Linked DNA regions of Homo sapiens: region 1 is linked to region 2. Evidence: chromatin loops called from intact Hi-C (ENCODE). Cell type or tissue: heart right ventricle. All regions are shown on one strand. Each heading gives the region's core, and the rest is flanking DNA. Links, peaks and the distances in the headings are about the cores only. Region 1 overlaps SFI1 (SFI1 centrin binding protein). Region 2 holds the start of LOC124905158 (small nucleolar RNA U13).

Region 1 (8,333 bases), core at 60-8,059, 400 kb before region 2:
AGGCATGTGCTACCACACCTGGCTAACTTTTTATATGTTATGGAGACAGGGTCTGGCTATGTTGCCCAAGCTGGTCTTGGACCCCTGGGCTCCAGTGATTCTCCTTCCTCAGCCTCCAAAAGTGCTAGGATTACAAGCATAAGCCACTGCACCCAGCCTAACTTTTTAATAACAGTCGTTCTGACTAGTGTAAGATGATATCTCATTGTGGTTTTAGTTTGCATTTCTCTGATAATTAGTGATGTTGAGTATCTTTTCCTGTGCTTATTTGCTATTTATATCTGTTTGGTGAAGTATCTGTTCATGATCTTTTGTCCTTTTAAATTGGGTTGTTTGTGTTCTTTTTGAGATTTGAAAGTTTTTTGTTTGTTTGGTTGGTTTGGTTTTTTTTGACACGGAATCTCACTCTTGCCCAGGCTGGAGTGCAGTGGCGCAATCTCGGCTCACTGCAACCTCGACCTCCCGGGTTTAAGTGATTCTCCCACCTTAGCCTCCCGAGTAGCTGGGACTACATGGTGCGCTACCATGCCCAGCTAATTTTTGTATTTTTTTTTTTTTTTTTTTTTTCAGTAGAGACAGGGTTTCACCATGTTAGCCAGGGTGATCTGGAACTCCTGACCTCAGGGGATCCACCTGCCTCGGCCTCCCAAAGTGCTGGGACCACAGGGGTGAGCCACCAAGCCCAGCTGGTTTTTTAAAATATGTATTCTGTTATAAGCATTTTGTCAAAGCATGATTTGCTATGTTTTCTCCTAGTCTGTGACTTGTCTTTTCATTCTCTTAACAGTATCTTTTGCAGAGGAAAAGTTTTTAATTTTGATGAAGTCCATTCTATTTTTTTTTAATGGATTATGTTTTTTTTTTTTTTTTTTTTTTTTTTTTTTGCGAGAGTCCCACTGTTGCCCAGGTTGGAGTGCAGTGGTGTGAGGATAACCCATTGCAGCCTGGAACTCCTAGGCTCTGACCTCAGCCTCCCAAGTAGCTGGGACTACAGACAATGCCCCACCATACCTGGCTAAGTTTTTTATATTTTACAGAGATGGGGGTCTTGCTTTGTTGCCCAGGCTGGTCTGAAACTCCTGGCCTCAAGCAGTTCTCCCACTTCGGCTTCCCAAAGCCCTGGGATTACAGTCATGAGCCACTGTGCCCAGCTGGATTATATTTTTTCATATCCTATCTTAGATGTCATCTCTAAGAACTTTGCCTTAACCCAGGGTCACAAAGATTTCCTCTTATGTTTTCTCCTAAACATTCTGTAGTTTTACATATGGATCTTGTATATCCTGCATCCTTGCTAAGTTAATTTATTATTTCTTTTTCTTTTTTCTTTTTTTTAAATTTTGAGATGGAGTCTCGCTCTATTGCCCAGGCTGGAGTGCAGTGGCACGATCTCGGCTCACCGCAAGCTCCACCTCCCGGATTCACGCCATTCTCCTACCTCAGCCTCCCAATTAGCTGGGACTACAGGTGCCCACCACCCCGCCCGGCTAATTTTTTGTATTTTTAATAGAGACGGGATTTCACAGTGTTAGCCAGGATGGTCTTGATCTCCTGACCTCGTGATCCGCCCACCTCGGCCTCCCAAAGTGCTGGGATTACAGGCTTGAGCCACTGCGCCCAGCCTTTTTTTTTTTTTTTCAGATGGAGCCTCACTTTGTCACCCAGGATGGAGTGCAGAGTGGCGTGATCTCGGCTCACTGCAGCCTCTGCCTCCTGGGTTCAAGCAATTATCTTGCCTCAGACTACTGAGTAGCTGGGAGTAAAGGTACCTGCCACCACGCCCGGCTAATTTTTTTTTTGTATTTTTAGTAGAGACATTTACTGCTATAAAGTTCTCTTAAACACTAACTATATTACACGAATTTTAATAAGTTATATTTCTGTTTTCATTCAGTAAAAACTTGTTTTCTGATTTTCCCTGAGACCTCATCTTTGCCCCACAGATTATTTAGAAGTGTGTTTAGTTTTCTAATATTTGGGAGTTTCCCAATATCTTTCTGTTAAGGATTTCTAGTTTATTCTATTATTGTCAGAGAACAAGACTTAGTATGATTTCAGTTCCTTTATTTTTGTTAAGGTTTGTTCTGTGGCCCCAAATATGCTCTATCTTGTAAATGTTCTATATTTACTTGAAGAATGTACATTCTGCTGTCTTATTTATAGTTACAGTGAATCTAGCTAGATATTATGGAATAGAAGGAAAAAGTCACTTGGATGACTTTTTTATAGGCGGTGGCTCACGCCTATAATCCCAGCACTTTGGGAGGCTGAGGTGGGAAGATTGCTTGGGCCCAGGAGTTCGAGACCAGCCCAAGCAACATGGCAAAACCTCATCTCTACAAAAAAATACAAAAATTAGCCAGGTGTGGTGGTGCATGCCTGCAGTCCCAGCTACTCAAGAGGCAAGAGTTATTTCTGACATAAGACAAGTTATTTCAGGCCATTCCCCTAGACCTCAGGGAGTGTCCATTCACTCTTGGACTGTTAAATGAAAAGTTTGCAAGTACTTTTAGGCCTTAAGGAAGCATGGTTCTCAGTTGTCACGTGCATCAGAATCATGGCAGAGACAGTTAATGAGATTCCTGTGTTCCATACTCTGGAAAGAGCAGTTAGTGTTTATTTTAGATATTTTTCATAGTTAAATCATCTCATTTACACTTTCCAAACATAACTCTGAGAGAGGCACCATTTTACAGATGAGGAACTTGTATGAGATTAGGTGTGTAATAAATGAAAGGGCCAGTAAGTCTGGCTTGTCTTACTCAGGATCCCAAACTCTAAACCACAGCACTATACTAGTCCTGATTACCTGAAGTATGCTGATTCCTGAGGTCCACAGTGAAACCAAGGAAGATACATGTTAAATTCTCCTTCGTATGTTGATTTGTCTTGTCAACAACTGTGAAATATATAGTTATAGTCCTGTCGACTACATCTTGGAGGCTGTCCTAAAAATGATTTATATAATTTTATTTTCTCCTTTGTCTTCTAAAAAGAAGAGAAATTTGCTTATAAGTGGTAATTTACTTATTAGTGGTGACTTTCATAATGAAAATACAATTTACCACAAAGGGAGACCTGTGGGCCATTGCATCTTCCATATCTAGTAAATTATCTTTTCTTTACTAAAAAGAGTGAGCTTGGAGTCAAACAGCAAGTTTTATATCATGATTTCTTCTTCTTTAGCTTTGTATTATGGAAAACTTTAAATATCTATACAATTGAAATTTTTTTTTCTTTTCTTTTTTTTTTTTTTGAGACGGAGTCTTGCTCTGTCGCCCAGGCTAGAGTGCAATGGCGTGATCTCAGCTCACTGCAACCTCTCCCTCCCAGGTTTAGCAATTCTCCTGCCTCAGCCTCCTGAGTAGCTGGGACTACAGGCGCACGCCACCACACCTGGCTAATTTTTGTACTTTTAGTAGAGATGGGGTTTCACCACGTTGGTCAGGTTGGTCTCGAACTCCTGACCTCAGGTGATCTGCCCATCTCGGCCTTCCAAAGTGCTGGGATTACAGGCGTGAGCCACTGTGCCCAGACTGAAAGATATTTAATAGAATAATGAACCTCCATGTATCCATTACCCAGCTTTGATTATCACTCATGCCATTTTTGTTAGATCCATCTCTCCACTTCTTTGCTGCCTGTTTATTCATATCATTTCGTCTAAAAATTGCAGAGTATATCTATAGAAATAAGCGCTTTTAAAGCAAAGGGTTTTTGAGCAGTTCAGTACATGGGTTTTCCTTTAAATGCTTTGTAAATGTCGTTACTTGCACAGAGCCTTCATGTGTTCTTGCACTCTAATTAATTTTCTAGTGCTTCACAACTTTTCCAGCAGGGGTCACTTGTAGGCTGGAGGGATTTAGGTATTCAAAGGAGAGCCCTTGAGCTTTTATCATAACCCAGAGTAATCCATCTCTCCCCATGCCTTTTGAAAAATCTCTTTGGTGAATCTAGATGCAAAGCAAAAGATGCGACAGGCCTGGAAGTCCTGGTTGATCTACGTGGTTGTTCGTAGGACCAAACTTCAGATGCAGACTACAGCTCTGGAGTTTAGGCAACGGATTATCTTACGGTGAGTCTGCTCAACTGCCCTACAAAGTACCAGCCATCATTTTACCTCATCAGCTTTATGGTGCTGGAAAACAGCATAAAACCTCACCTTAAAACAATGGTTTGTATTTGGTTTTATTTTTGTGTTTTGTTTTTTTCGAGATAGGGTCTTACTCTGTCACCCAGGTTGGAGTGTAGTGGCCCAATCTCAGCTTACTGCAACTTCCACCTCCCAGGTTCAAGCAGTCCTTCCACCTCAGCCTCCCAAGTAGCTAGGACTACAGGCATGCGCCACTATGCCCAGCTAATGTTTTTTTTTTTTTCATTTTTTTGTAGAGGCGAGGTTTTATCATGTTTCCCAGGCTGGTCTTGAGTTCGTGGGCTCAAGCGATCTGCCCACCTCAGCCTCCCAAAGTGCTGGGATTATAGGCATGAGCCACCATGCCCCCTTCCCACCTTGAAACAATATTTTGAACATAGTTGATGCCTAATAAAGATTTACTGATAACTTGTTTATAAGATCGATTTTCACATAATCATAATTAACATGAATTGAGTGCTTACTGTGTTCTAAACCCTGTGTTAAGTTTGTGTGTGCATGTGTTAATTTTGTAATGTAAAGTATCTTATTTAACCCTTACCGTAAACTGTAAGTACCATTATTGTACAGATTAAGATGTACAATAAGGCTCAGAGAGGTTGAGTAACTTGCCTAGCACATACAGGTTGTAATTGGCAAAACTAGGGCTCACCCACCCATGCTCTTAACTGGTCTTCTGCATTGCAGCCCATCAGCATTGTAGACATACTGGAAGAACATGAATTAGTCCACTTTTATAGCCAGATATGTAACAATGAGCTGCATTATCATGGGACAGATTTCACTCTATGTTGTCTGTAGTTGTCCACTGGTGTCCTGAATGGTAATATATTAATAATTCACTTCCTGCCTGAAAGTTGGGTATTGAACAAAGTATGGATAATAGGAGAGGCTTTGCAGCTGCACTTACTTGGGTTTGAATCCCTCTTCCAACCTGTATTATTGGGTCATTTCATCTCTTCAGCTCTTATTTTCCTCATCTGTGAAATAGTTACACCATACTTAAAGGTTTGTCATCAGGAATAAATAAAGTAATATCTGTAAAGTATTTAACAGTGTCCAGAAAATCAGTGGACATAAAGAAGTTATTTAAGTAGAAATAAAATAGGCAGAGTGCAGTAGTTCAAACCTGTAATCCCAACACTTTGGGAGGCTAAGATGGGAGGCTTGCTTGAGGCCGGGAGTTTGAGACCAGCCTGGGCAACAAAGCCAAGACCCTATCTCTACACACAAAAAATTTTTTTAAATAATTAAAATCATTACTTAAAATGTATTTAGCAAGTATTTCAAAATGCCTAATTAGTATGCAGTTTTACTTGAGTCTGAGTGAATTTTTTTTTTTTTTTTATGAGATGGAGTCTCACACTGTTCCCCAGGCTGGAGTGCAGTGGTGTGATCTTGGCTCACTGCAACCTTCTGGGTTCAAGCCTTCCAGGTTCAAGCGATTCTTCTGCCTTGGCCTCTCGAGTAGCTGGGATTACAGGCGCCTGCCACCATGCCCAGCTAATTTTTTGTATTTTTACTAGAGGCAGGGTTTCACCATGTTGGCCAGCCTTGTCTCGAACTCCTGACCTCATGATTCACCGGCCTCAGCCTCTCCAAGTGCTGGGATTCCAGGCATGAGCCACCGCGCCTGGCCTGAGTGATATTTTTATATAATTAATTCATTTACTCAACGTACATTTATTTATTTATTTGAGACAGAGTCTCACTGTTTCGTCCAGGCTGGAGTGCCATGGCACAATCTTGGCTGACTGCAAGCTCTGCTTCCTGGGTTCAAGTGATTCTCCTGCCTCAGCCTCCCAAGTAACTGGGATTACACCATACCTAGCTAATTTTTTGTATTTTTAGTAGAGATGGGGTTTCACCACATTGGCCAGGCTGGTCTTGAACTCCTGACCTCAGATGATCCACCCGCCTCGGCTTCCCAAAGTGCTGAGATTATAGGCATGAGCCACCGGGCCCAGCCTATTTATTGAGGGTTTAAAATGTTCTTGGTACTGGGCCAGGCACAGGGACTCATGCCTGTAATCCCAGCACTTTGGGAGGCTGAGGCTGGTGAATTACCTGAGGCCAGGAGTTTAAGACCAGCCTGGCCAACATAGTGAAACTGTCTCTACTAAAAAAATACAAAAGTTAGCCTGGTTTGATGGTGCACGCCTATAATCCCAGCTACTCGGGAGGCTGAGGCATGAGAACCGCTTGAACAAACAAGGCAGACGTTGCAGTGAGTCGAGATTGTGCCACTCCACTGCACCCTGGGCAACAGAGTGAGACTCTGTCTCGAAAAAATAAAAAAAATGGCTTCCGCGGGAGGCCTACACACCGCCAGTTGTGTTCCTGCTATGTCTCTAGTGATCCCTGAAAAGTTCCAGCGTATTTTGCGAATACTCAACAGCAACATCAACGGGCAGCAGAAAATAGGCTTTGCCATCACTGCCATTAAGGATGTGGGTTGACAGTACACTCATAGTGTTGAGGAAAGCTGACGTTGACCTCACCAAGTGGGCAGGAGAACTCACTGAGGATGAGATGGAACGTGTGATGACCATTATGCAGAATCCATGCCAGTACAAGATCCCAGACTGGTTCTTGAACAGACGGAAGGATGTAAAGGATGGAAAATATAGCCAGGTCCTAGCCAGTGGTCTGGACAAGAAGCTCCGTGCAGATGTGGAGCGACTGAAGAAGATTCAGGCCCATAGAGGACCGCACCACTTCTGGGGCCTTCGTGTCCGAGGCCAGCACACCAAGACCACTGGCCACCATGGCTGTACCATGGGCGGGTCCAAGAAGAAATAAGTCTGCAGGCCTTGTCTGTTAATAAGTAGTTTATATACCTAAAAAATATAAATAAAGTAATAAATAAGTAAAATGTTATTGGTACTGTATTGATGCTGGGGCTGTATTCAGGGAATTTGTGATTCCCTGGATGCATAAGAAGATAAGTGATAATGTGAGATAGCTTGAGGTTTTGCAGTGAGTGCTGCAAGTGAGCCTGGTCTAAGAGAAATCTTTGTAGGTTAGAGTGACCAGGAAAAGTGAGTGTTTCTGTAAAGCACAGGTTGTAAACTCTTATTTCCCCATGACTCTTTTCCTAGAGCAAATTCGAAAATTAGTAGGAAAAAAAAAACAAGACTGAAACAAAAGTCTGACCAGGATTCTAGGAAAGAAAAGGATACATACAAGACTAGAAATCTAAAAGCCACTTGATTGCAGATTATTTTGTGAAATCTCCTGATTTTCAAATGTTGGTAATACTCTTTTTTTTTTTTTTTTTTTGAGGTGGAGTCTCACTCTGTCACCCAGGCTGGAGTATAGTGGCACGATCTTGGCTCACAGCCACCTCTGCCTCCTGGGTTCAAGAGATTCTCCTGCCTCAGCCTCCCAAGTAGCAGGGATTACAGGCACACACCACCATGTCCAGCTAATTTTTTGTATTTTTAGTAGAGACGGGGTTTCACCATGATGGCCAAGCTGGTTTTGAACTCCTGACCTCAAGTAATCCACCTGCCTCAGCCTCCCAAAGTGCTAGGATTACAGGCGTGAGCCACCACGCCTGGCCTTTTTTTTTTTTTTCCCGAGATGGAGTCTCACTCTGTCACCCAGGCTAGAGTGCAGTGGCGTGATCTCAGCTCACTGCAACCTCTGCTTCCTGGGTTCAAGCTATTCTCCTGCCTCAGCCTCCCGAGTAGCTGGGATTACAGGAGCATGCCACTACCACCTGGCTATTTTTGTATTTTTAATAGAGACAGGGTTTCACTGTGTTGGCCAGGCTAGTCTTTTAACTCCTGACCTCAGGTAATCCACTCTCCTCGGCCTCCCAAAGTGCTGTGATTACAGGTGTAAGCCACCGTACCAGGCCATAACATATCTTTTAACAAATCAAACTGTGTAGGTCAAACAGAGCATGTCTGTGGTGTCTAAAGCAGGATCTGACCGTAGGAACCATAAGTTTCCAACCATTAATGGGCAGATCTGGGACTTTTTCTCAATTGTTTTGTTTTATTTTTTTCCCCAGCAGTGAATCTAGAGATGGTACTATGAAGGAGAGGACTAGAGCTGAGGGTCTGAGGCCCCACACTAACTGCTCCTCTCTTTCCTGAGTGGCTTTTTACTGATGGATTCCATCTTTGATTTGCTGTTTCACAGGGTGTGGTGGAGCACGTGGAGGCAGCGA
Region 2 (8,305 bases), core at 306-8,305:
ACTTGGTAAACGGTAGCTGTTAGTCCATGTGTACTTTTTTTTTTGGTGGGGGGGGGAGTCATGCTCTGTCACCCAGGCTGGAGTGCAGTGGCAGGATCTTGGTTCACTGCAAGCTCCGCCTCCTGGGTTCACGCCATTCTCCTGTGTCAGCCTCCCAAGTAGCTGGGACTACAGGTGCCCGCCACCTTCCATGTGTACATTCTTGTTTAACAATTCAGGATAGGTACTGTTACTCCCCTTTACAAATGAGACTTTCAGAGGTTGATTTTCTCATGGTCAAACAGCTAGTAAGTTGTGAATTCAAGATTCAAACTCAAATTTAGAGCTCTCATTTTAACCACTATGTAACAATGCCCCATGAGGCAAAGGGATAATATGTCTAGTATACATTCTGGTATATTAACCATTGTCAGCACTGGTGACTGAAATCCAAGAACTCTTCATAAGTGGGCTTACTAAACAAATAATTTTATCTGTTGGGTGCAAGTCATTTTTTTTTTCCAAATACGATTAAGAACAATCTGCCATTTATGGGTTTTAGCTACAACAGAGAAACATAAGAGGGAAACTCACATATCTGGATTTTGCTTGTTCTGAAGGCTTGGAGGCCTTTTTTTTTTTTTTTTTTTTTTTTTTTTTTTTTTTTTTGCTTAACAAAGTATTGAATTTGAGTTTCTCCTGAGTTAAGAAGTGCAGGACTATGTTACATTTTATTTGGGGTATTTTAAGAAATTATTTCATATTCTTGGCACCAGTTGTTTCTCCATATTGCCTTTAATGTATTTTTCTCCCTGCACCCTTTAGTATATTTTTATGCAGGCCCCAAAATTTCTGTCTCTAGGTTGCTGGTAAAATTCCTCCTAGTGTCCAAGTGGAGGCAGCTTGTCTTCTGTCCCAGCATTTTGGTGCTCCTCCCGCCCCTACTCCTGGCTGCAGTGGCATTCCCTTCTGCGGTGGTGAGTGTTAGCACTTCCAATGATCCGAACCTGGCACAGCTTCTGAAGCCTTCAATTCGGATGCCTCTAGGGACAGTAGCATGCAGTAATGCCATTCAGATGGTGTTGTATTTAATCCTTGCCAATCCCCATGAAAATGTTCAGTTATGTCAAAAGCAAGGCAAAAACAGTCTCTTGGCTATACAAGGGTAGCTGTTTTATTTGACTAAAATTTAGCTTAGAGTGGATGTTACTTACCCGAACTTGCCTGCTCTGAGCTTGAAGTTTAGCCTATTTGTGGTCTTACAGAATTGCAGCCTCATCCTGGTGAGGATAAGGGGCTCAGCCTGACCCTGGCTGGTGATGTTCTTGCCCAGTGGCCTGTAGGACTTGGTCTGTTGGTGGATATCTTTCCAGCTTGGGGCAGGCCAGGCAAGATCCTCACTTCCTAAGCATTAACTTGGGAAAGAGCTCAGCAAGCTTTCATCCCTCTAGCTCATTTTTTGTTTTTTTGAGACAGAGTCTTGCTCTGTCGCCCAAGCTGGAGTGCAGTGGCACAGTCCTGGCTCACTGCAACTTCCACCTCCTGGGTTCGAGCGATTGTCATGTCCCACCCAAGTAGCTGGGATTACAGGTGCACGCCACCATGCCCAGCTAATTTTTGTATTTTTAGTAGAGATGGGGTTTCTCTATATTGACTGGGTTGGTGTCGTACTCCCTGGCCTCAAGTGATCCGCCTGCCTTGGCCTCCCAAAGTGCTGGGATTACAGGTGTGAGCCATCACACCTGGCCCCTCAAACCCTCAAACTGACTTTTCTCACACAGACACACACACATACACGTACACACACACTTCTGCCAAAGAAGCTTAAAGGTTTTATGATGTGGTTATGTTTACTTAATCATGAGAATCATTTACTCATATCAAAAGCAAGCTGGTTGATAGCATGTAGGTGTGGGTAGCTATAAAGGATGAGCCCATAGCATGTGTGGAGCTGTGAAGGATGGCAGCATATTCGAGTGAGGTAGCATTACCCCTAACTTAGGCAGCTATGGCCTGGCAGCTCGGGGGTGGCATTTTTGTTTGCTCAGTGTTACTTTTGATGTTGGATGTTTCCCAGATTGAGAACTTTAAATTTTCCTAAATAGTCCCTGTACTGTTTTTGGCAGTGGATCTATTTTTACTCACACACATAGTTTTTTGCCTTGTGAGTAGTGGGTGGAGGCCCTTAGGGGTTTTTGGGTAAATGAATAGTGTCATAGGAAGATAAGTGAATGATCAGCAGGCCAGGTCATTTTTGACATTTAGTAATGTTGGGGGTAGTCCTGGAGCAGAGAAAATGTGTGAAGTGAGTGCCCTGGGGTGGGGACTAGGTGTAGCCAAAGGCTGTTTGGTCAGGACGTGAGTAAAACTGGCTGACAGGGAAGTCCAATCCTTAAAAGAAATGGAGAGGAGGGCCTTTGTGCATGGGAAGAGCCCATCAGTTTAAGGTTGTCCTTCAGGAAGGGTGTAAGTAGGATTACAGAGGGTGGGAAGGCAGGCAGGACACCTAGAAAGCAGAGAGGCTGTGAGCAGGGGTGGCGAAACCCCTGGTTTGTGGCCCGGTGAAGACTCAGTGCCTAGTGTGGCTACACTGAGGGAAGGTGCCGTGTGGCAGAAATGACTGTTGTAATCTTGGTGTTAGAGCGGAAAGAGGCTGAAAACTATTGTCTAGGCCTGTCTGTAAAATTCTGTCTTGTTGTTGCTTCATGTTCCTGATTTGTGGAGATGCAGCAAATGTGATTTCATTAGATTTTGCAGATGATCTTAGGTAGCATGGTCGGGGCCTGGAGAGCATCCATTACTCTGTGTTGCCACCCGGTGTTTGCCTCTCAGTACAGTTTATGACTGAACTTTTCATTAGTTCTCCTGGCTCCTGTATTTTGGTATTTGAAGTGTTGGGAACTGGTGCTAAGTATCATCCATCAAGATTGGCTATCCATCTTTTTGTTTTAATGGACTGTCTGATTTTACATGGGTCTATAATTTTCCAGTCTGGGAAAAACTCAGTTTTCTTTAGTTATCTGGTCAAGTAGTAAGCCATCTTCATTTCATGTTTCCTTTTGTTAACTGAATTATAACCCAGGAGTATTAAAAAATACTGTATTTAAATGTATCCAGTTATTTCCTAGTTAGGCTCTGGCTGGGGTATTAGGAACAATATTTGCTTGCTGAGATATGTTAGTCACCCTCAGCTAATGCTGATAGTGATTCATTCAGACTGGCAGGCAACCAGATGATTTTTACATAAACACTAATACTCCCAGTAAATGATTTTTCTTGTGAAGGTGTCATCATAAATACTGCCCAGTAGCCTTTTTTGGCAGCTTATTCCTGATGGAGAAAGAATATGCTTACAGATACACCCAAACTTCACGTTAGTAGGAAGCCCTGCCACACCTTTTATTGGTGCACAGGAAAAACGAAATCATGGAACATTGGAGCTGAAGGAGGCCTTGGAGATCATTTGGGCTAATCCTGCTTATTTTACTTTGGATGTCCAAAAAGGTTGTGATTTGTTTAAGGTCACATAGCTAGCTCAGACTAAACTTCAGATGTCTTGGGTTTAATAATTATACCGCCTTTTGTGTTATGCAAGCATTCTGTATTATACATACATGTATTTCAGATTTGTACTCACTTTAAATGATATACTCTGGGAAGTTACCTTGGTGTATCTTTGCCAGTTTCACAGAAGCAGCTTTGTTAGTCACAGGAGGAAGTATATTGTGACTCCTTATGGATATTATTTGTATTTTAATGCCAAATGGCCTTAGTTTAATTACTACAAGATGAAAGGAGCTCTCCAAATTCTGTTGTTGCCTTATGCTTTGTTTTATTGAATATTGCTCTAGAAACGCAAGTCATTCTAGAGGATTCAAGCATTCTGAAATTTATCAGAATATTTGGGATGGAATTTTGATTCAGAAGTGTTGTTCGTTAAAAGACTAAGTAGTTACTCATCTTTTTGTAGTTCATAAGTGTGATGATTGGGTTTTGACATGCAGGTGTGAGATGTGCCACCCTCAAACCTTGTTACAACATAGACATGTGACCCTCTGATGTGGGCAAAAAAAGACTAAGTTATTAAATATTTACAAAGTCTCTATTTTCCGTAAGAAAATGTATGTAAGTGTTTAAAGGCACTTACTGGAGGAGGAAACTAGTGGGGTTATAGGTGTTCAGCTGGATTTAAGGGGAGCATGGATTGTAGATTCATGGTAGACTGGGGCAGATCACAGTGAGAGGTATGGAGACTACTAATGAATATGTGAGGATGAATAATGAGAACCCTGGCTTGACCAGAGTGGAGGCAGCACCCCTGGGGAATGGTCAGGATAGCTGTTAGCCAAAGACCACACTGAAGAAAGAAGTGGGTAGGCAAAGGAGAGACTTTGCCTGTGTTAAGGGTTTGTAGCAGAAGAGTAGGGGTCCTGGGGACAGGGAAATGGAGAAATTAAGAGTGAGCTGGTATTTTTATTTTGTCTGGGGCTTGGGGGTAGGGAGGACTCAGACAATTGCTTGTTTTACTTTGTGAGAACTTGGCACGTTTTCTGATTTTTACCTGTAATAATGATTACACTTGCTGCTTATGTCCTTGAACCACTAATTCCCCAAATAAACCATCATTGTTCATGATTTCTGATACTCCACTGCTCAGTCTTCTCAATCCATTTTAAGTGTGTCTATTTGAATATGCTATTGATAACTTTCCCCAATGAACTTGGCCTTTTCCCTCTGGAGGTTCTGTCCTTACAGATTGGTTTAAGTAATACCTTTTTTGTTTAGTGTTTTATGGTTTCCTAAGTGCTTTGCTTTCTTTTTTTTCATTATTGAAATTAAAGACCTTTTGGATAAGCAGAGACTGATTTAATAAAATTAAAGACCTTTACCAGTAGGTCATATTAAGGAATCCCTCTACTTTAGACGACACACCATCTTTTAAGGGCTTGTGAAATGTCCTGGGTCAATTTAGGAAGTCATTTTCTTTGCTTGGGCCCAGACCAACTCTGTTAGCAACTCTGTTAGGAACTCTTGTTAGGAAACTCTGTTAGTTTCCTAGGGGGTGCTGAACCTAGTACGACAAACTGGATAGTTTAAAATAATAAATGTATTCTCTCATAGTTCTGGACGCTAGAAGTTTGAAAGTGAGGTGTAGGCAGGCCACGCTCCCTCTGAAGGCTCTAGGGAAGAATCCTTCCTAGGCACTCTCCCAGCTTCTGGTGGCTTCTGGCAACCCTTGGTGTTCCTTGGCTTGTAGATGCGTCACTCCAGTCTTTGCCTCCACTGTCACATGGCATTCTTCCTGTGTGTGTGTCAAAATCTCACTATCCTTATAAGGACACCTGTAATTGCACTTAGGGCACACCCTAATGTCCAGTATGACTTCATCTTAACTAATTACATCTGCAAAGACCCTATTTCCAAATAAGCTCACATTCACAGGAACCTAGGGTCAGAACTTCAGCGTATCTTTTGGCGGGGGATACAGTTCAACCACTGCAAAGTCTAATAATGCTCTTCCTACTAACTGCATAGCTAGTTCACTTGTAGTTGGCATCATGGAGAACTAAGGGAAGTTAAAGCTTGTGAAATTTAACTCTTCCACTTAAAATAATTGATGCTTCCATCCTTGATGACCAGAGTTTCCTGTGAGGTAGGTCAGAGTACAACTTCCTGCTGAGTAGCTGTGCTTCCTTTCACTAGGAGCTGGGGGTACTTTCATGTCACTTATGAATTGTTCTTCATTTTGGTTTGGGAGAGGGCTGGGAGTATCAGTTAGGGTTCCATGTGTAGCCACACAGGGCGAAGCTCTGGCCACTGGATCTGTGTGATGTTCCATCTGATCTGTGAAGCCCCACCATCTGTTAATGTGTATTTGAGGAGTGGTTGGTTCTTTCCAGAGTATAAAGCTGGAAGCAGAGTCTGGAACACTTCCAGTCTGTTGTCTTTGAACATTTGACAAAGGGACCGTACGATCTTACTGTTCAGAGTATCTTTTTTTTTTTTTTTTTTTTCTTTTGAGACGGAGGCTTGCTCTGTCGCTAGCTAGGCTGGAGTGCAGTGGCACGATCTGGGCTCACTGCAACCTCCGGGTTCAAGAGTTTCTCTTGCCTCAGCCTCCCAAGTAGCTGGGACTACAAGCGCGTGCCACCACGCCCAGCTAATTTTTGTATTTTTAGTAGAGATGGGGTTTCACCATGTTGGCCAGAATGGTCTCGATCTCTTGACCTCATGATCTGCCCGCCCTTGGCCTCCTGAAGTGCTGGGATTACAGGCATAAGCCATCGCGCCCGGCCTGTTCAGAGTATCTTTTGCAGAATGGCTGAAGCTCGAGGTTTTCTTCTTCACCATTATGTACTGCTGCTGTACAACCTTTTCATAATTATCCTTAGTCCCATTCCTCTACCAAGGTGAAAGCAACATCTTATCAGACCCGAATTATGAATTTCTCAAGCCCCTATGATTTTCTGTTTTGGGTGCCAAGTATTTATCTCTTCTGTTAGACTATAGTCTTTCTTCACATAGGGTTCATGTCTATATTGGTTTTATCCATGGGTGGTTTTTATTCTCCAGAGTGACTGACCTGTTCGTAATTCCGTTCTTGAGAAGGATTGTTGATTATGTTGAAGGGAAGGCTTCTTACCAAGATTTTCAGATTTTGCTTTCAATGTTTATCTTTTTGGGGTTTTGCAGGTGACAGAGCTGAATGAACCTCTCTCCAATGAAGATCGAAATCTCCTCTCTGTGGCCTACAAGAATGTGGTTGGTGCCAGGCGATCTTCCTGGAGGGTCATTAGCAGCATTGAGCAGAAAACCATGGCTGATGGAAACGAAAAGAAATTGGAGAAAGTTAAAGCTTACCGGGAGAAGATTGAGAAGGAGCTGGAGACAGTTTGCAATGATGTCCTGTCTCTGCTTGACAAGTTCCTGATCAAGAACTGCAATGATTTCCAGTATGAGAGCAAGGTGTTTTACCTGAAAATGAAGGGTGATTACTACCGCTACTTAGCAGAGGTCGCTTCTGGGGAGAAGAAAAACAGTGTGGTCGAAGCTTCTGAAGCTGCCTACAAGGAAGCCTTTGAAATCAGCAAAGAGCAGATGCAACCCACGCATCCCATCCGGCTGGGCCTGGCCCTCAACTTCTCCGTGTTCTACTATGAGATCCAGAATGCACCTGAGCAAGCCTGCCTCTTAGCCAAACAAGCCTTCGATGATGCCATAGCTGAGCTGGACACACTAAACGAGGATTCCTATAAGGACTCCACGCTGATCATGCAGTTGCTGCGAGACAACCTCACCCTCTGGACGAGCGACCAGCAGGATGAAGAAGCAGGAGAAGGCAACTGAAGATCCTTCAGGTCCCCTGGCCCTTCCTTCACCCACCACCCCCATCATCACCGATTCTTCCTTGCCACAATCACTAAATATCTAGTGCTAAACCTATCTGTATTGGCAGCACAGCTACTCAGATCTGCACTCCTGTCTCTTGGGAAGCAGTTTCAGATAAATCATGGGCATTGCTGGACTGATGGTTGCTTTGAGCCCACAGGAGCTCCCTTTTTGAATTGTGTGGAGAAGTGTGTTCTGATGAGGCATTTTACTATGCCTGTTGATCTATGGGAAATCTAGGCGAAAGTAATGGGGAAGATTAGAAAGAATTAGCCAACCAGGCTACAGTTGATATTTAAAAGATCCATTTAAAACAAGCTGATAGTGTTTCGTTAAGCAGTACATCTTGTGCATGCAAAAATGAATTCACCCCTCCCACCTCTTTCTTCAATTAATGGAAAACTGTTAAGGGAAGCTGATACAGAGAGACAACTTGCTCCTTTCCATCAGCTTTATAATAAACTGTTTAACGTGAGGTTTCAGTAGCTCCTTGGTTTTGCCTCTTTAAATTATGACGTGCACAAACCTTCTTTTCAATGCAATGCATCTGAAAGTTTTGATACTTGTAACTTTTTTTTTTTTTTGGTTGCAATTGTTTAAGAATCATGGATTTATTTTTTGTAACTCTTTGGCTATTGTCCTTGTGTATCCTGACAGCGCCATGTGTGTCAGCCCATGTCAATCAAGATGGGTGATTATGAAATGCCAGACTTCTAAAATAAATGTTTTGGAATTCAATGGGTAAATAAATGCTGCTTTGGGGATATTATCTCTGTTTGGTCTTGATTTTTCCCCCCTCGAGGAACTGTTTAACCAGTCACAAATTGTGGTTTGAATCTCTCAAACATGGAAGCATTTGTAGTACATTATCCAAGTTTTCCTCCCCTCTCATTACATTACATATTTTGCAGCACACACATAGGATTCATAGATTTTA

The links. Hi-C counts contacts between places; a loop is a spot of excess contacts. Peaks named below come from ENCODE experiments on the same cell type or tissue, not always from the same donor. Only the 100,000 strongest peaks of a DNase experiment are listed, where the experiment ranks them.
Region 1: it touches region 2 in a loop (4-fold over the local background); 6 of 110 quality-filtered maps call a loop at or near these places.

The regions. Positions count from the first base shown.
Region 1 is chr22:31,552,985-31,561,317 of GRCh38, forward strand. SFI1 (SFI1 centrin binding protein) reads left to right here. Exons shown (of 33, transcript NM_001007467.3): 7 at 3,958-4,075; 8 at 8,306-8,333. It also overlaps the pseudogene RPS18P14. Among named protein-coding and RNA genes, the nearest start is that of SFI1, 61 kb to the left of the region's middle. In heart right ventricle, for the core only: a CTCF peak has its summit at 3,833 (motif pointing right); no DNase peak of the experiment used is centred there.
Region 2 is chr22:31,949,467-31,957,771 of GRCh38, forward strand. YWHAH (tyrosine 3-monooxygenase/tryptophan 5-monooxygenase activation protein eta) reads left to right here. Exons shown (of 2, transcript NM_003405.4): 2 at 6,673-8,137. The coding sequence ends at 7,326. LOC124905158 (small nucleolar RNA U13) reads left to right here and starts at 3,938; the gene lies at 3,938-4,040. In heart right ventricle, for the core only: no CTCF peak of the experiment used is centred there; a DNase peak (open chromatin) is centred at 5,212; H3K27ac peaks cover 6,233 bases.